3 separate regions of the Homo sapiens genome follow, and regions 1 and 3 are each linked to region 2. A link is a contact called in ENCODE Hi-C or POLR2A ChIA-PET data. All regions are on one chromosome and are shown on one strand. The core of a region is the stretch at or near the end of the contact, and the rest is flanking DNA. Distances in the headings are between cores, read along the strand shown.

What was found. Hi-C counts contacts between places; a loop is a spot of excess contacts on that map. ChIA-PET counts read pairs that join two places held with the same protein, here RNA polymerase II (POLR2A). Pooled maps may share reads with other maps.
Region 1: a loop to region 2 is called in a pooled map, with 3 times the contacts of the local background. The contact joins the promoter of ABHD16A here to the enhancer-like site in region 2. A Hi-C loop is called at or near these places in 2 of 50 pooled maps. POLR2A ChIA-PET finds 5 or more read pairs at or near these places in 2 of 52 experiments (K562 and WTC11).
Region 3: a loop to region 2 is called in a pooled map, with 2.6 times the contacts of the local background. The contact joins the promoter of LSM2 here to the enhancer-like site in region 2. A Hi-C loop is called at or near these places in 1 of 50 pooled maps. POLR2A ChIA-PET finds 5 or more read pairs at or near these places in 2 of 52 experiments (AG04450 and MCF 10A).

What each region holds. Positions count from the first base shown.
Region 1 is chr6:31,701,192-31,705,265 of GRCh38, reverse strand. It overlaps ABHD16A (abhydrolase domain containing 16A, phospholipase), which reads left to right and starts at 1,942. Exons shown (of 20, transcript NM_021160.3): 1 at 1,942-2,116; 2 at 3,136-3,192; 3 at 3,926-3,992. The coding sequence starts at 1,985.
Region 2 is chr6:32,085,157-32,089,236 of GRCh38, reverse strand. TNXB (tenascin XB) reads left to right here. Exons shown (of 44, transcript NM_001365276.2): 5 at 1-14; 6 at 189-452; 7 at 3,119-3,487. Among named protein-coding and RNA genes, the nearest start is that of TNXB, 22 kb to the left of the region's middle. Within about 2 kb of position 1,481, at least 20 of the 41 ENCODE cell types and tissues checked have a DNase peak (open chromatin) inside an H3K27ac peak, as active enhancers do.
Region 3 is chr6:31,805,586-31,809,782 of GRCh38, reverse strand. It overlaps LSM2 (LSM2 homolog, U6 small nuclear RNA and mRNA degradation associated), which reads left to right and starts at 2,817. Exons shown (of 5, transcript NM_021177.5): 1 at 2,817-3,028; 2 at 3,641-3,708. The coding sequence starts at 3,026. HSPA1L (heat shock protein family A (Hsp70) member 1 like) reads left to right here. Exons shown (of 2, transcript NM_005527.4): 2 at 1-164.

The DNA of each region.
Region 1 (4,074 bases), core at 693-3,192, 380 kb after region 2:
GGTCAGGAGTTCAAGACCAGCCTGACCAACATGGAGAAACCCCATCTCTACTAAAAATAAAAAAATTAGCAGGGCATGGTGGTACATGCCTGTAATCTCAGCTACTTGGGAGGCTGAGGCAGGAGAATCGCTTGAACCCCAGAGGCAGAGGTTGTGGTGAGCCGAGATCGGGCCATTGCACTCCAGCCTGGGCAATAAGAGCGAAACTCGGTCTCGAAAAAAAAAAAAGAAAAAGAAATAGAATATTCCAGGCCAGGCACAGTGGCTCATGCCTGTAATCCCAGCACTCTGTGAGGCCAAAGCAGGAGGTTCACTTGAGCCCAGGAGTTCGAGACCAGCCTGGGCAACATGGTGAGACCTTGTAAAATTAGCCGAGTATGGTGGTGTGGGCCTATAGTCCCAGCTACTCAGGAGGTTGAGGCAGAAAGATGGTTGAGCCCAGCAGGTGGAGGATCAGGGCAGTGAGCCGTGATTGTGCCACTGTGCTCCAGCCTGGGTGAAAGAGCTAGACCCTGTCTCAAAAAAAAAAAAAAAAAAAAACAGAAAAAAAGAATATTCCGTTTCAGTCAGAGATCCTCTATGCTGTGTAACCACAATTCTGAATTTTCTCTTTCTTCTCCACTTGCTTTATCATTAAATTTTATGTGTTTTTGAATCTAATATACTAGTATCACGTATACATTCTTCTGTGGCTTTCTATTTTCACTCAGCATCATGGTTTTAAGATCCAGTTCATGCATAACAGTAATGATTCATTTATTTTCTTTTTACAAATATTCCGCATATCTTACTGTGCTGAATTTTCGTATCCAGGACCATGGTGTAGCTTTCCATTTATTGAAAAGCTTTTCGTTTACCTCTTTCTTTTTTTATTTTTTCAATTATTATTGTTATTATTTTGAGGCAGGGTCTGGCTCTGTCACCCAGGCTGGAGTGCATGGAGCGATCTCAAACTCCCGGGCTCAAGCGACCCTCCCACCTTGGCCTCCCAAGTAGCTGGGACTACAGGTGGGCACCACCACACCCTGCTAGGTCTTTTTTTTTTCCCCCTTGGTATTTTGTGTAGAGATGGGGTCTCACTATGTTGCCTGGGCTGGCTTGGAACTCCAGGGCGCAAGCAATCCTCTCTCAGCCACCCCAAGTGTTGGAATTACAGGCATGAGCCATGGCCTGGAACTCCTGGACGCAAGCAATCATCCCTCGGCCACCCAAAGTGTTGGAATTACAGGCGTGAGCCACCGCGCTGGGCCAGTTTACCTTTATTTATTTATTTAGAGACAGAGTCTTGCTCTGTCACCAAGGCTGAAGTGCAGTGGGAAGATCTCGGCTCACTGCAACCTCTGCCTCCCGCGTTCAAGCGATTCTCGCGTCTCGGCCTCCCGAGTAGCTGGGATTACAGGCGCGCACCACCCATGCCAGGCTAATTTTTGTATTTTTAGTAGAGATGGGGTTTCACCATGTTGGCCAGGCTGGTCTCGAACTCCTGGCCTCAAGTGATCCCCCCGCCTCGGCCTCCCAAAGTGCTAGGACTACAGGCGTGAGCCACTGCGCCGGGCCGGGCCAGTTTGCCTTTTCAATAACTTTTTATAGTTTTCTTCATAAAACCTTGCATTTCTTGTACTAGATACATTCCTAGACACCTTATGTTTTCGGTTACTCTTATCAAGTACTCCTAATCTCACCCCTCGTTTCCGCTGTCGCTCTAGAGTCTGCCAATAATGAGACAGAAAAAAATTATTGAACCATGCCCGGTAATTTTCTGATTCTCCGCGTTCTAGTGGTCTTCCACTAGTTTCGGACCACTGCTGTACCCGTAGCTCCAACTGCGCGAAACTCTTCTCAGGAAGCACTGAAAATGTCGCAACTCGCCCGGAGGCGGAGCCGGTACGGGCTGACGTCAAGGGCACACAACACCTCAGAGGCAGGGAGGGCGGGGCCGGCAGGGGGACCTGCTGCTGGAAGAGCAGCGGCCCGAGCCGGGGCCATGGCGAAGCTGCTGAGCTGCGTCCTAGGCCCCCGGCTCTACAAAATCTACCGGGAGAGGGACTCTGAAAGGGCCCCGGCCAGCGTCCCTGAGACGCCAACGGCAGTCACTGCCCCCCATTCCAGCTCCTGGGTGAGTCGAGTTCCTCCCCACCGAAGAACGTGGTACAGTCCAAACCCTTTACGGCCTTTTGCTCCCCAGAAGTGCCCATAATGGGAAATAAGGGGAGCCTGCTTGTCAAGCCAGTTATCCGCAAAATCTGCGCTCTGTGTGCTTCCTGAGTTAAAGTCACGCCTACGGACTGGCCGCCTCCTTTCTTTTTCGCTCTTTACCGCTTTCTCATTCCGACTGCCACTCTTTGTTCTTTCCTCTCCGCGTCCCCCCGACCCTGTGTGTCGTGGTTCGTGCCGGTCCCAGTTGAGTCTTGAGTCCCGGGAAGAGACCCTGCGCGGACTGGGGAGCCGTTGAATTTTGCTGTCAGACTCCCAGTTTCCTCTTCTTCAGTGCCTCTTCATGCCTCCCCCGGCTCTGTTTTTATCTTCCCTTTACCCTCGCCTTGAATTTCAGAATGACTTTTACAGATCCTGTATCCGTCGGTCCTCCCCTCAACCCCCGCCCAACCTAGCCTGGAGACCCGAGTCATTGTATTCTGGAGAGCTGGCGGGTGGTGGTAGGCTGTTCTAAATATTCTCTTCCTTTTTATCAGTTGTCTCATTGTGTTACTGTCTCCTACAAACTGCCCGCTCCTACCCACATTCTCTTCTTAGTCAACTACTCTTATTTCTGATGCTTTTCTTTCCTTCTTAGATTGTCTAGGTGTCTTTTCTTTCTTCTCAAACTAACCCTTCTCCCCACATGCACGCGCCTGCAATCCATTTGAAACTAGGCTGTGGAAAAGGAGCAAAAATCGTCCAATGCTGCTTTCACTTTTGCTTCCAAATCCAGCTCCCTGTGTTTGTTCCCATGGTCAGGGGTGGGAAATTAGGTTCAGAGTGAGGGTGAGGAAGAGGAGTTTCTGTGGGGGCCAGGGATGTTTCAAGAGAGATAGTCAACGAGACTAGAACCAGAGGACACACAGCAGGGCTTCTGAAAGGGAAGGGAAAGGACCTGCCAGTGGGCAGGGTCCTTAAGGAGGCCATCTGTTTTGGCAGGATACGTACTATCAGCCCCGTGCCCTGGAGAAACATGCTGACAGCATCCTGGCACTGGTATGTCTACCCTGGCATCTGGGACTCTGCATCTTTCAGACCCACCTGTCCTCTTGAACTTAGCCCTCCCTAACTTGGGAGCAACAGTGCCCTGGGGTTGGGGGATGCCCTGGGCTCTGCAGCAGACCTCTCCAACACAGACACACAGGCACACTCTAAATGTGCATACTTGGCACTCCCCTTTGGTATGTAGCACTGCTTTCTCTGGGGGCAACCTGAGCCGTAAGGAAAACATGTTTACTCTTGGGACCATCTGCAGGTGCTAAGTCCTGCAGTTCCCCAGTGACCTGTCCTCCCTGGCAACTAACCTCTTTGGCTGCAGGGACAGCTGTTCTTTCTGGCACAGTTCCTGTGGTGACGTTTGCGCATCTCTTGGGGACCAGGCCAGGGGCTGTCCTGAGCAGGGCCAATTGAAAAGGCTTGATTAACTTGAGTAGACAGAGAGACTGCCTTTAAATGTGATGGAATTATGTCTGGAGATGGAAGACATAATTCTTCCATAATTCCAGAGGAAGAAAATAGAGCCTGTACCAAATTTTCCCAGCCTCCATTACATTGACACACTACTTTTCAACAAATACTGAGCACCTACTGTATTCATGGTGTCATACACCAAATATGATATGATATCCCTCAGGTTGTCCATCTTGCTCAGAGTGTATAGTATATGCCTGGAATGGCAGGTGTGTGTGTGTGTGTGTATTGATTGCCTGTCCCTGTCTCTCTGCTGCAGGCTTCAGTATTCTGGTCCATCTCTTATTACTCCTCTCCCTTCGCCTTCTTCTACTTGTACAGGAAAGGTCAGTGTGGTTTCAAAGGTGGTGGGGTAGCAAATGGGCAGGTTGTTGGCAGATGAGCCAGCTCCCTAAAGAGGAGAGGGGA
Region 2 (4,080 bases), core at 232-2,731:
GACCATCACCACCAGTGAGAGCTGGGGCTGTGGGGAGGGGTGTCCTGAGTGGAGATCTGGACTAGAGAGGGAATCTGCCCTCCGGGAGGGCAGAAGGAAGGGGCTGGATGGGGGCTAGGCTCTTGGAAGGAAAGATGATGATTGAAGAACCAGACACCCACCTGAGTCCTCCTCTTTAACCTGGCTAGTGATCGATGGGCCCCAGGACCTCCGAGTGGTGGCTGTGACACCGACAACACTGGAGCTTGGCTGGCTGCGTCCCCAGGCTGAGGTGGACCGATTTGTGGTGTCCTACGTCAGTGCCGGCAACCAGAGGGTGAGGCTGGAAGTGCCCCCTGAAGCAGACGGGACGCTGCTGACTGACCTGATGCCAGGCGTAGAATATGTGGTGACTGTCACAGCGGAGCGGGGCCGGGCAGTCAGCTACCCAGCTTCTGTCAGGGCCAACACAGGTATGGCTGGCCAGAGGTTAGGGAAGGGCCCTGGTTTCCCAGCCTTGGATCCTCCTCCTCAGGAGCCCAGGCTCAGGGCTCACAGACTCCTCTGAATGCTTCTGGCAGGTGTGTGGCAGTCTCGAGGCACCTGCTGGGGGCCTTGCTCTGTCCTGAGGCCACTGGGGAGACAGAGCCCTCAGATGCCTGGAGTCCTGTAGGAAGGTTATTACAGGTTAGCCTATGAAAGGAATGGCCCCAGGGAGAGAAGTGAATAGGAGATGCTGCCTGATCCAGTCAGTTAAGGGAGGTTCTTTTTTAAATTTAGGTACCGGGACAGGCCTTGTGCTGATAGATCTTGTGGGACTGGAATTAGGCAGATTAGAGATCATCAGTCCTGTTGACTTTTGGATTGGGATTGCTGGGAGGTGGGTCTCACAGCAGTGATTTTCCACTAAACCTCGAGGTTTCTTAACAGATACCTGGATATTTTTCTTTTCCTGTGACAGGGGGACACCCACCTCGCTGTAGCTCATGTTCTCTTCCCCGACTCCCCTTTCTCTCCTTCAGCTACAGGGCCCCACCCACGGGCTTCTCTCTTCTTTCTAGGGCACCAACAGTGGTGGGCTTGGAGGGGAATGGGGGGGCTGCGGGACACTGACCGATTTCCCTCCGTTCTCTTTCCAGGTGGGGCTGGGGCACAGGGAAGAGGCCTCTGGCTCTGGTGGGAGGGATCGAGGGAGGGGCTGCCGCGGGAAGGAGTGCCGGGAGGGAGCTGCCACTGACCTGTTCTCCCCTTTTTTGCCCCTGGCAGCACCAGGCCACTACAGTTACCCGGAGGTGCGCCCCCCAGCCCCGCCCCCCAAGTCCCGGCCCCGGCCAGCCCCAGCCCCGCGGCCCCCACGGCCCCCTTGGCCCTCGAGGCCAGCAGAGGAAAGGGAGGAGGAGTCCCCGCCCAGGCCAAGCCTGTCCCAGCCCCCACGGCGGCCTTGGGGCAACCTGACGGCCGAGCTGAGCCGTTTCCGCGGCACGGTGCAGGACCTGGAGCGCCACCTGCGGGCTCACGGCTACCCACTGCGGGCCAACCAGACTTACACGTCGGTGGCGCGCCACATCCATGAATACTTGCAGCGGCGTCTGTTGGCCGCCGCCCCAGCCGGCTCCCCCGCACCCCCGCCCCGCCACCCCCGCCCCACCGCCAGCCCTGATCCCGGCACCAGGAAACGGGACTCCAACCAGGGAATCTACGGCCTCTCGCCTGAAGGCGTCGACCGGGTGGCTGCGTCCCGCCACCCCAAGCCAGAGGTGCTGGGCAGTTCCGCCGATGGCGCGCTTCTCGTGTCTCTCGACGGGCTCCGCGGCCAGTTCGAGCGCGTGGTGCTGCGCTGGCGGCCTCAGCCGCCTGCAGAGGGCCCCGGCGGTGAGCTGACTGTGCCGGGCACCACGCGCACCGTCAGCCTGCCCGACCTCAGGCCCGGCACCACCTACCACGTGGAGGTCCACGGGGTGCGGGCGGGGCAGACCTCCAAGTCCTACGCCTTCATCACCACCACAGGTAGTGTGGGCTGGGGCCACGGGACACCTATCCCTTGTCCAGCCTCACCTGCCGTTGGAGCCTGCATTCATGAATTCCTCCCACTGCCACCCCCCACTGCCCCCTTCTACCTTCAGGCCCTACCTGGCCGGGGCTCCAGGGGGCCCCCAGGACAAAGCACGAGTCCATTGTCCCTAGAAGACGTCCCCACCCCAGGGTCCTGGCATCCATCCTGTGGATGCCTAAGGTCAAGGCAGCGCCTTCTTTGGGGTTTCCCGGGACACTTCCAGGATTGTTATTTTAGGCAATAGAGGGTGATGTGGTTGGGGCACCTGCAAAGATTCACTGGAGCAGTTTGAGTGGGCTGGGAATTGAAAACAGTGATTCCCGTTCTGACTCACTGTGGTGAGAGTGGCTGAAGACTGTGGTTAGTGGTTACTGTTTTCCACAATTTGGCCTTGACCTTGAAGGGACACATCAGAACTGCGTGGGGGTGGCCTGGGTGCCATCAGGCAGCAACTGTATATTGGGGAGGTGAAACCACTGCTTCTTAAGCTGGCTTTTCAGACCCCCTGGCTCACTTTATGCTGGTCTCTCCCACAGGAACGATGTCTGGGCTTGGGGAAAGGGCACCCTGTGGCTGCTGTGGGGAGGGTGGTGGACCTCTTCTTCCCCCATAGGGCCCAGATGCCACCTGACCTGGATGTCCACCCCCACACCCTCTCTCTCTTCCCACTGCCCACTCTCCTCTTGCATCCTCCCTCTCTAACACCACTGTCTTTCTTCCAGGCTTCTCACTGCAGCACTAATGGAAGCCACCTGACCACCACCCAGTGGGGGGGATGTATGTGGGGAGGGACATGGAAGTCTCCGGGGGCTGGAGGTCATGGAAGCCTTGTGGGGTGAAGGATAGCAGGCTTTATTTTACCTATTACCTGCCTGAAGCACAGGCCCGTCTGCTCAGGAATGTGGTAGATGGGGGTGTTTGGAGGATTGGCTGACCTTTGGGAGGAGGGAGTGGCCCAGGTGAGGGAACCAGAAGTAGAAGTAGAACAAGGCTCTTAGAGGCTGGAGGGCAGAACCTGGGGACTGGGGATTCCTTTCTAGTTCTCATACTGGACTCTCCTCTTTTTCTCACCCTGCCCCTTCCCAGGGTCCTCACCCTTGGGCCTCTTGGGGACTACCGATGAGCCTCCTCCCTCAGGCCCCTCGACGACGCAAGGGGCCCAGGCTCCTCTCCTGCAGCAGCGCCCCCAGGAGCTGGGAGAGTTGAGGGTGCTGGGCAGAGATGAGACAGGGCGCCTCCGTGTGGTCTGGACCGCCCAGCCTGACACCTTTGCCTACTTCCAACTGCGCATGCGGGTGCCCGAGGGGCCGGGGGCACATGAGGAAGTGCTGCCAGGGGACGTCCGCCAGGCTCTGGTGCCTCCACCCCCTCCTGGAACCCCGTATGAGCTGTCACTTCATGGGGTCCCTCCTGGGGGCAAGCCCTCTGACCCCATCATCTACCAAGGCATTATGGGTACATCTTGGACTCTGCTCAGATCAATATCCTGAGATTGGGGGAGGAGCTGGGGTTATTGGGACTTCAGAGGTAGGATGGATATTGAGGGGCCAGTGAAGGGCAGGGCTGATGTTTGGGGCTGGATAGAGGAGAAAAGGAGAGAAAAGGAATTGCAGGTTCAGCAGGAAGATGGATCGAGGGGGATCTTAAAACAATGATAAGGATGGGTGGGGAGAGGGGAAAGAGGCAGAGGTAAAAAGGCCGAGGGTGGGACAGAGATTCCAGGAGAGAGGCTGAAGGTCCCTGGCCCTCCACCTGCAGCTTTCCTTGCCCTGTCCCCTGCCCCCACTCTTCGGTTGCTCCTCTGCCCTTCCCTGCCCTATAAATCTTTCAGGGTGGGCATGGGAAGGCCTCTGGACACTGACCCTCAGCCCCCAATACCTCGTCCCTGGGAGCCTGGTTTGCAGTGGACAGCAGTCCATGGTCCCATCAGCCAGTTTCTGCTGGGGGTGAAGGCTCCTTGGGGCAGGGGGCTCCACAGCCATCAGGACTTCAGACATGGATGAGGTTTGCAGGACCAGTGAAAGACAGGTCCTGGGGTACCTGGCTTT
Region 3 (4,197 bases), core at 1,568-4,067, 280 kb after region 2:
TCCTGTGTGGATGCTTATTTGTCAATCAGTAAATTTGTTCGTAAAGAAAATTACTTCTGGTATTTAGGCTGTGAATGTACCTTGAAGGGGAGAGTTCATGGAGAGAGCATGTGTTCTCTGATTGTGAGGTCACTGTGAATGATTAAATTGGTAAGGGTAAAGTATTTGAATTTTCATGAACTCATTTTGTGTGTGTGTGTGTGTGTGTGTGTGTGTGTGTGTGTGTTTTGAGAGACAGTCTCGCCCTGTCACCCAGGCTGGAGTGCAGTGGCACAATCTCAGCTTACTGCAAGCTCTGCCTCCTGGGTTCACGCCATTCTCCTGCCTCAGCCTCCCGAGTAGCTGGGACTGCAGGTGCCCCCCACCATGCCCGGCTAATTTTTTGTATTGTTTTAGTAGAGACGGGGTTTCACTGTGTTAGCCAGGATGGTCTCGATCTCCTGACCTCGTGATCCGCCCGCCTCGGCCTCCCAAAGTGCTGGGATTACAGGCGTGAGCCACCGTGCCCGGCCCATGAACTCATTGTTTCAATCAGCCACATAATTTTTGATCCTCAGACACCTTTAGCACAGATGGAACAGATGGCAAACTATAACTGCTTTTAATCAGTTACAAGCTGGTTTTGGAGTTTAGGACTCAACTGGGGGTGGAGGGACAAATCCTGCTTGATGTCCTGATGTCACTTATAGGTAAGGTCCAGGAGATTCAGCATCTATGCACTCACAGAGTTCATTGTTTACATCCATTACATGGAGAAAATATTTCTTTTCTTTTTTTTTTTTTTTGGAAACAGTTTCGCTCTTGTCGCCCAAGCTGGAGTGCAATGGCACGATCTCGGCTCACTGCAAACTTTGCCTCCCAGATTCAAGCGATTCTCCTGCCTCAGCCTCATGAGTAGCTGGGATTACAGGCGCTCACCACCATGCCCGGCTAATGTTTGTGTTTTTAGTAGAGACGGGATTTCACCATGTTGACCAGGCTGTTCTGAACTCCTGACCTCAGGTGATCCACCCACCTCAGCCTCCCAAAGTGCTGGAATTATAGGCGTGAGCCACCGTGCCCAGCCCCAGAAAATATTTCTATAACAAACTCTTGACAAATAAGTATGTCTATGCAAGATGACAAATACAAGTTTTATGAAGTCTCAGTCCATGAAAAAATATTTTTACCAGCTGGGCACAGTGGCTCACGCCTGTAATCCCAGCACTTTGGGAGGCCGAGGCGGGCGGATCATGAGGTCAAGAGATTGAGACCATCCTGCCCAACATGGTGAAACCCCGTCTCTACTAAAAATACAAAAATTAGCTGAGGACGGTGATGCGTGCCTGTAGTCCCAGCTACTCAGGAGGGTGAGGCAGAGGAATCGCTTGAACCCGGGACGTGGAGGTTGCAGTGAGCTGAGATCGTGGCACCACACTCCAGCCTGGTGATAGAGCGAGACTCCATCTCAAAAACATTTTTTTCTTTTACCTGTGTCCTAATACATATTTATAAAAACCTGGGGGATATGAGTTAGAATAATATGTAACTGCATTTCTGTCTGTTTGTGTTTGAAACATTTAACAGTGAAATGTTAGACTGGGTTATTTGTATCTGTGAGCCACAGTCTCTTTAGTTTTACACAGTCCTTTACAGGACAGTCTTGGCAAAAGTGTGTAAGAAATGCGGAGATTGAGGTTGGCTCCTTTGGAGAAATGTATTTATTGGTAACCTTTGATAAAATCAAAATTTGTGCTCCAGCTCCTCCTTATCTCTGGGACTGCTCAACGTTGTTTGTTTATAATTTTCTTTTTTCTAGAGAGAGTCTCGCTCTGTCACCCAGGCTGGAATGCAGTGGGGAGATTGTAGCTCACTGTAACTCTTGGGTTCAAATGATCCTCCTGCCTCAGCCTCCCCAAATGCTGGGATTTACAGGCCTCAACATTTTTTGTTTTTTGGGATGGAGTTTTGCTCTTGTTGCCCAGGCTGGAGTGCAATGGCAAGATCTCCACTCACTGCAACCTATGCCTCCTGGATTTACAGGCGCGTGCCACCACACCCGGCTAATTTTTGGGTTTTTAGTAGAGACAGAATTTCGCCATGTTGACCAGGCTGGTCTCGAACTCCTGACCTCAGGCGATCCACTTGCCTTGGCCGCCCAAAGTGCTGGGATTACAGGTGTGAGCCACTGCTCCCGGTCATTTTTTTTTTTTTTTTTTTTGAGACGGAGTCTTGCTCTGTCGCCCAGGCTGCAGTGCAGTGGCGCGATCTCGGTTCACTGCAACCTCCGCCTCCCAGGTTCAAGCGATTCTCTTCCCTCAGCCTCCCGAGTAGCTGGTATTACAGGAGCCTGCGACCACGCCTAATTTTTTTTGTATTTTTAGTGAAGATGGGGTTTCACCATGTTGGCTAGACTGGTCTCGAACTCCTGACCTCACACAATCCACCCACCTAGGCCTCCCAGAGTGCTGGGATTAAAGGCTTGAGCCACGGCCCTCGGCCTTTTTTTCTTTTTATCAGCTGAATTTAAGATTCAAAACATTTTTTAATTTTATTTTTTAAATTTTATGTTTTTACTTTAACAAATATAGAAAAGTGCACACTTCATAATCTTAACAAACTCCCCACAATTCTCGATAGGAAGTGTGTGTAGGGCACAAACACATCACGCTGTAGATGGCAGGATTCTGGAAAAGAACAAAATCCTTTGAGCTCAGGCGCTGAGTCCCGCCACCCGTCTGGCAGCCCAGGCTAGGGTCCGCGCCTGCGCAATGGGAGCCGGCCGGCCAGGGAGGAAGTCGGAATGAAGGAAACCCCGCCCCTTTCCCGGCTTCCTCCTCCCCTCTACTCTACCCAGCTTGCGCTCCCCAGCCGCAAGTCGGCCGCGCTTTGCCCGTCAGCGCTTGGAGCTTTCTGCGTCGCTTCCCGCTGCGCCTGCGCGGTCCCGCCTCGCCCCACGCGCGGGCTCGCGCTTCGGTTTCCCCAGACCTGCTCGCAGCACCCTGCTGTCTTCCCGGTCCGGCCCGCTGCCCGCGGCGCCAGCACCATGGTGGGTACCGTGACGTCAAAAGGGGGCGCCCTCGGGGACCTCGCATGGTTGGGGCGGGGGATCTGGCCTTTGTACCCCTAGGCTGGAGTTAGGTCCGGAGTTTTTATCTTCATCTTTAGTACTGTACTGTTTCTCAGGTTCATTGAGGAGGCACTGAGAACAAATGGGATATTTTTTCCATGATGAGGGAAAAAACCCCAACCCTGAGAGAGATTCAGTGAGGATAGCGGGAGACGGAAAAGTTAGACCTCAGAGCACTTCTCTGCCAGGCAAGCTTCGGCAGGGTGCGGGTGGGATATTTTCTACAATTCATTGAAAGGAGTGGGCAGGTACCCGAGAAAGGTGGTCGACTGAGAGAGCACAGTGGGGAGGCCGACGTATGCAGGGCAGAGTCTCTCTGGGACTTTAAGTGATGGGCTCAGTGCAGTGTGCAGAATAATTTGGGCTCCAGCCTTTCAGCTCTGTCAACCAATTATTCTTTCCTGTGAAATTTTGAGAACTGTCAGGGATGCAGTGGGGTTCACAATACCAGTATTTGGTAATACTGTCAAAGGACACTCCTCCCTACCATGCTCCTTCCCACATGATGGTTTTCCCCCTCTCTCCCAATAGCTCTTCTATTCTTTTTTCAAGTCCCTTGTGGGCAAGGATGTGGTCGTGGAACTAAAGAATGACCTGAGGTAGGTACCTGTTCCAACAAGTCTGTTGGGGGTGGGTGTGCCCAGGGCCCTGGAACCTCTTTAATTTGAGAAATATTTCAGGGCTAGGCGAGGTGGAAGATGTACAGAAGAAATAAATGGATAGGGTGCAGTGGCTCAAGCCTGTAATCCCAGCACTTTGGGAGGCTGAGGAAGGAGGAAAGCTTGAGCCCAGGAGTTTGAGGCTGCAGTGAGCAGTGATTACTCCATTGCACTCTAGCCCAGGCAATAGAGCAAGACCCCATCTCTAAGAAAAATTTTAAAATTTAGCAATAAATAAATGCCTTGTGCCTTAAATTTACAGATAAGCTTAGAGATTGTATCGTGTATTGGAAAACAATACAAAGCAATATATAGTTTAAAGAGTAAATACAGGTCAGGCGCAGTGGCTCACGGGCTGGACGTGTGGCTCATGCCTGTAATCCCAGCACTTTGGGAGGCCAAGGTGGGCGAATCACGAGGTCAGGAGTT